2 separate regions of the Mus musculus genome follow, and region 1 is linked to region 2. A link is a loop called in an ENCODE intact Hi-C map of the cell type or tissue named here. Cell type or tissue: left cerebral cortex. All regions are shown on one strand. Links, peaks and the distances in the headings refer to the core of each region. The heading gives the core; the rest is flanking DNA. Region 1 has its middle 150 kb from the start of Npsr1. Region 2 has its middle 83 kb from the start of Gm39311.

Region 1 (2,819 bases), core at 186-2,685, 450 kb after region 2:
CAGTACATAAAGGTGATCGTGTGCACACAACAAGCACATTTTTAAGTTAATGTTTTGAGCTGCAGGATGAGCCCACATGCTCAGATCCAAACAAGTTTAAATCAGAACTAAAACTAGAGTTTTACTCTCAGTATCATTTCCATTTCACAGAAGTGTGATGTCTTCCAGTTTCACCACATTTTATCTTTAGGAATCTCTCATAACTGACCAAACAGAACCTGATAAGTTGCCTGGATCAGAAGAAAAAGAAACAAAAGTCTTCTATTTCTCCATTCTGTGATAAATTGGTGTCCTTTATTTTTATACCTTTGTTTTCAATTGTTGCAAATGAATTGCAATTGTTGGTTAAAATGTAAATTGTTTATATTGTTAAATTAAGTTATATTGTTTATGTGGGTAAATATAGCTATACTGTTTCTTTCACTTTCCTCCAACTTGCCAACACCTTCATCCTTTCTCAAATTTAAGATCTTTTTAAATATTGTTGAGAGATTATTTTGCATGAGTACATGAGTACAACTTCACAGGCATATTTAGTGTTGCATATATATGTATATATGTATATGTGTGTGTATATATATATACACGTGTGTGTGTGTATGTGTGTGTGTGTGTGTGAGAGAGAGAGAGAAAGAGAAAGAGAGAGAGAGAGAAAGAGAGAGAGAGAGAGAGAGAATTTCAGAGCTGACCACTTAGTATTGTACAACCAGTTAAGAGCTCATACTGGGAGACAACTACTTCTCTTTTCAGCACTCCTTAACTTCTTGTAGTTCTTTACCTAAGGGTGGGGCCCCATGACATAACCCCCCTTCCATATGTATCATAACTGAAGCATTCCTGTCATTTTTAGGAAACACAATCTTGTAGCGCACATTCTGAGCTTCTGCTCCATACAATCTTAACACCCCCACTTCTATGATGTTTCCTGAGCCTTAGGTGCAAGGGTTGTAATTAATGGGGATGGACACTCTGTAATCAGCTGTTATCTGCATTTTTACCAGTTGTGGTTTTCTGTAATAGGATCCTTCCATTGTCAAGAGAAGAGTTTTCGTAAGGGCATAGGAGCTAAATTTATCTGTGGGCATAAGGATATGTATTTGGATGGTAGTTAGGAATTATGATGATTTAATATAGCAATACTAGTAGGCTCTCATCTAAGATGTATGGCCTCACACTAGGCATAATTTCCTTCCTTTTGAGCATCCCTATTAGTACAATTCGAAAGCTGTTGGCTACTGTCAAGATATGTGTAGCATTATTGCATTCTTAGGAATATCTCATCATGCTAGCCATTGTTGTTGTGCACAGGCATCACAGCCAGGTAAGGCTGGAGTGTTTTTAAACAACCACAAGAATAATATACCCCAAAAGTATACACATACATTTTTCTGTTCTCGGTATCCATTTATTTCTTGATGGACATATGGGTTAGCTTTATTTCCTTGCTGTTATAAATAATGCAGAAACCAACAGTAGTTGTATAACTAAATATACATGGTAGGATAGAGAATCCTTTGATTATATGCATAGGAATGATAGAGCTAAGTTGTGTAATAGTTCTATTTTCAATTTTAGAGAAGTATGTAGGATGTGTGAGTATGTTTTATGGATGTGTGAAAATATATGGATATGCATGTGCTTTTCAGTGCACGTTCACCTCTGGAAGTAAGATGTAAATGGATGGAGTTTTCTTTTCTATCTCCCTCTGCCTCTATCTATCTATCATCAAGCTAGCTAGCTAGCTATTTTGAGGTAATCTCTTTCAATGAAGTTGGAGTTTACTGATTGGTTAGACCAGCTGGCCAGTGAGACACTAAGATCCTCCTAGTGCTGTGAATGACAGAAACACATAGCTATGCCCACCCTGTACTTGGTGCGAGATAGCCTCATGCTTGTGCATCAAGCAATTTATCCAGCAAGCCTTTTCCCCCAGATCATATGTTTAAATTCTGAGAATTTTATCCTTGTTTCCATAATATCTGTACTAGTCATATCCCCATGGCAGTGTATAATGAATGGTGCCTTTCTCTCTTCATCCTTGTTATCTTTTGTGCTAGAGAAATGAAGGAAGGCAATAGGATACCCAAGACATAAGTTAATGGGAGTGGGTAGAAGAATTCCAGAGCCAAGGGGCTGGGGAGAAAAAGTGGCTAAAAAAACAATAAAAATAATTTTTTGAGACAGGGTTTCTCTGTATAGCCTTGGCTGTCCTGGAACTCACTCTGTAGACCAGGCTGGCCTCGAACTCAGAAATCTGCCTGTCTCTGCCTCCCAAGTGCTGGGATTAAAGGCATGCGCCACCACTGCCCGGCTTAAAAATAAATTTTATTTGAAGATGATACTCAACATTGCATATATTAAGTAAAAATAAACGAAATAATTTTAAACAGCAAAAAGGAAAAAATAAATTGGATGCCACCTCATAGGTAAAATAACAAGTTCCTATTATAGAAAAGCATGTGGTTTAGAAACTATTGCTGTGGCCATTGTAGAAAAGAAAATAAATCAACTCTTAAAAGATCATGCTTAAAGAAAAGCAAGAATTTCTGAAGTATGTTTCACAATTGTCTCCAGCTCTTTTAAGAATTTTGTAATAGGGCTGACAATGTTCTCAGGTTGGCCTTGAGCTTGCAATGTTCTTGCCTCAGCCACCCAACTGACTTGACTTAAAGACATGTACAGCGATGCCTGGCATTCAGTGTGTTAGGGCTTCATTGCCAGTCTTCTGGAGTGTCTTGTGTGGAGCTGGCATAAGGGTTTTGTTGACTGCTTTTAGCTATCCATCTGTGAAGGCTCTGATTCCTAGAGATTTTATTGTA
Region 2 (2,819 bases), core at 22-2,521:
TATTAGAGCTGCAGTCAAGAAGCAGAGAGAGATGAATACTTGTGCTACACTCAGTTTCTTCTTTATCCCGCCCGCCCAAAAAGAAGTAGACTCACAATTCCTTGTTACAACCTATCTCTCTGTTATAGAGTTTGTAATTTGCATACTGGGAAACCAGACAAAGACACACTATCTCAGAGAGAATGGTCTTCTACCAGTAGGCCTCTGTGTTGTGTGTGAATAGGAAGGAGGGAGGCCGAGGTATTGATCCCTTAGGCTGCACAGCACATTTTTCTGAGACCCTTGGACTTTGCTTAGGCAAAATCCCACAACTGCTTTCTGCTTTTTAATGCAGTCATAGATCTTAGCCCATGGGATGGTACTGCACACAGTTTGTCTGGGTTTTCTTACCTCGGTCTAGAAACACTCTCATCATATCCATGTCTCCTAGGTAATTCTAAATCCCGTCAAATTGACAGTTAATATTAGGTTTCACAGTGTGTTTCCTATACCTGGGGTGGAGGATAGACTTTAAATAACTCCAAACCATACAAATGAAGGGAGAAAGGTATCCAAGTAGGGGGGGAGAGGAAGACTCTACATGATGATGCCACGTGTTCTTTGCTTCTGTTGTTATTGTTCAGCCCTGCTTTTCCCTTTTCTAGATGGGAAACCCAACTGATGCATTTTTATTTTTCCGTTTGGGTTTGATGGTTTCTACCTGCACTCCTGTCTACTTCTGGCTAACTCCACCAGCCTCCAGCAGCTTAAGCTAAGAGCCCAAGACTGGCAGTCACAGAGAAGCAGCTTTATGCTCCAAGTTCATTATTAACACCTAATATGACCTTGAAAAAGTTGCTTAATCTTTCTGAACCTCGGTTTCATGGGCTGTAAAATGAAGAGAATCCATCCTCATTAAATCACTGTGAAAATGCTAATGAGATTGGATAACTCCTTCCAGCACCCATCCCCCTGCTTGCCCTTTGCAAAAGCGGTGGAACAACTTACAAATTAGATGCTTTGAAGTCAGAGGCAGCCTCTGTTGTCATTTCCAAGAGATGAATCCTGGCAGGCTGTGTGCCTGGTTTTTTTAAAGCTTTGCTGACATTTATATATAGAAAATATGGAGGCGTTTATCATCCACTTCTTTTAGAACAAGCTCCCACAGGTCTGAGGCTCTTTAAAACAGAAACATATTTAAATGTATATAAAGATCATAGAAGGATAAAAATCTTCATGCGAACTCAGGGGGTAAGTCTATGGGATTTGGAGAGGGCATGGCTCAGAATCTGGCATGTTATAGCTTTCTTCTTGCATGTCCTAGGAATACTCTGTGACAGAGGATTGCAGAGTTATCAGGAGTTTGTTTCTATTGGTATAGGTTTAAAATGCCAGGTAGGAGAACATAACATTCTTTTTTATTTGCCAAAGAACCTTTTTCTCCTCAAAATTTGTGACCTAGAAAGGTCATACAGAATATTAGCCTTCTCCGGGCCCTGATCATTCTCACCCGAATGTTTGTTCTTATACCTTCCAGATAAGCGAAATGTAGGCTAGTTTGGTGGGGTAAGCTGGAAGCACCTGTGACCTGTGATAGCAAAGCTGGGAATCAAGTCCATCTGAGTCAGGCCATTCTTCCAGCCACCTTGAGGTCCCAGCCATATGAGACAACGAGAAATAGACAGTCCCCTGAGTTCAAGCCTCCTGATTGCTTCGTGGGACAAGCAGCCCAGGTAGACAAAATTATTTGGTAACAATTTTAAAAGCTCACAAAAATCTGTAATTGTTCCAAAAAAAGAGTATTTTTTTTCAAACTAGATTTTAAAAGAAGATAAGAGAATGCAGAATGTCACAAGAGGGCCTGAGGTAGCTAACTGGTAAATCTTATAACCACATGGAAGTATTATACCATGGGATATGGAAATGCTGCTGCTGGACAGGACAAATGCTCCCTTCCCCAAGCATCAAGACTCGACTCTGCCTTCTTCCCTGCCCTTTCCAATCAGAGAAGAAGAGTGGATATCTTATGGTATAGCAACCATCCTAAGGCCTTCTGAGTTGTTTTCTAGCTGAGAGATTCAGTATGAGATGTGTAGCCACAAGTTGAGAACTTTTGCTCTATCAGTTTCAAAGTTTCTGGTCTTAGATTAAAAATTTTAATAAATCTGGGCTGAATTTTGCTCTAATTTAATTCATATGGCCATGTGTACTATTTGACACAAGCTAAGGTCATTTAGGAAAACAGAATCTCAATTGAGAAAATGCCACTGTCAGATTGGCCTGTTAGAAAGTCTGGAAAGGTATTTATACCAGTACCCTGCTATTTTTATTACTATGACTCTGTAGTATAATTTGAAACCAGCTATGGTGATATCTCCAGGTTCTTTTTGCTCAGAATTGGTTTGACTACCTGGAGCCTTTTGCATGTGAAATCCCCCAAACACTATTTCAGTGAAGAACAACAGGAAAATGCAAAAATCAAAGAAACAATGTTAGTTTATGAAAAAAAAAAAAAAAAAGAAAAGTTCGTGAACCCATAGCCTAACTGACTAATATGAAGAGATTCAAACTCACAAATTTAGAGACGAAAATGAAGACATCACAGCAGATATCAATGTAGTTTGGAAAATCTTTAGCAAACACCTTCAAAACCAATTATGTGGAAAAATCTAAAAGAAATGAATGAGTTCCTAGGTTCATAAGTTAAATCAAAATTAAATAACATAACCAGATTTAAAACCAGTAGTAGCATTAAATGTAATAAAAATATTCTTCAAAGTAGCCACTGATAAGTTCTATAAGACCTTTAAAGAGAACCTAACATACTAATGCTTCTGAAA

Evidence for each region. Hi-C counts contacts between places; a loop is a spot of excess contacts. Peaks named below come from ENCODE experiments on the same cell type or tissue, not always from the same donor. Only the 100,000 strongest peaks of a DNase experiment are listed, where the experiment ranks them.
Region 1: it touches region 2 in a loop (18-fold over the local background); 2 of 42 quality-filtered maps call a loop at or near these places.

The regions. Positions count from the first base shown.
Region 1 is chr9:23,949,953-23,952,771 of GRCm38, forward strand. No RefSeq gene overlaps it. Among named protein-coding and RNA genes, the nearest start is that of Npsr1, 150 kb to the right of the region's middle. In left cerebral cortex, for the core only: no CTCF peak of the experiment used is centred there; a DNase peak (open chromatin) is centred at 1,733; H3K27ac peaks cover 1,966 bases.
Region 2 is chr9:23,496,837-23,499,655 of GRCm38, forward strand. No RefSeq gene overlaps it. Among named protein-coding and RNA genes, the nearest start is that of Gm39311, 83 kb to the right of the region's middle. In left cerebral cortex, for the core only: no CTCF peak of the experiment used is centred there; DNase peaks (open chromatin) are centred at 24 and 1,019; H3K27ac peaks cover 2,117 bases.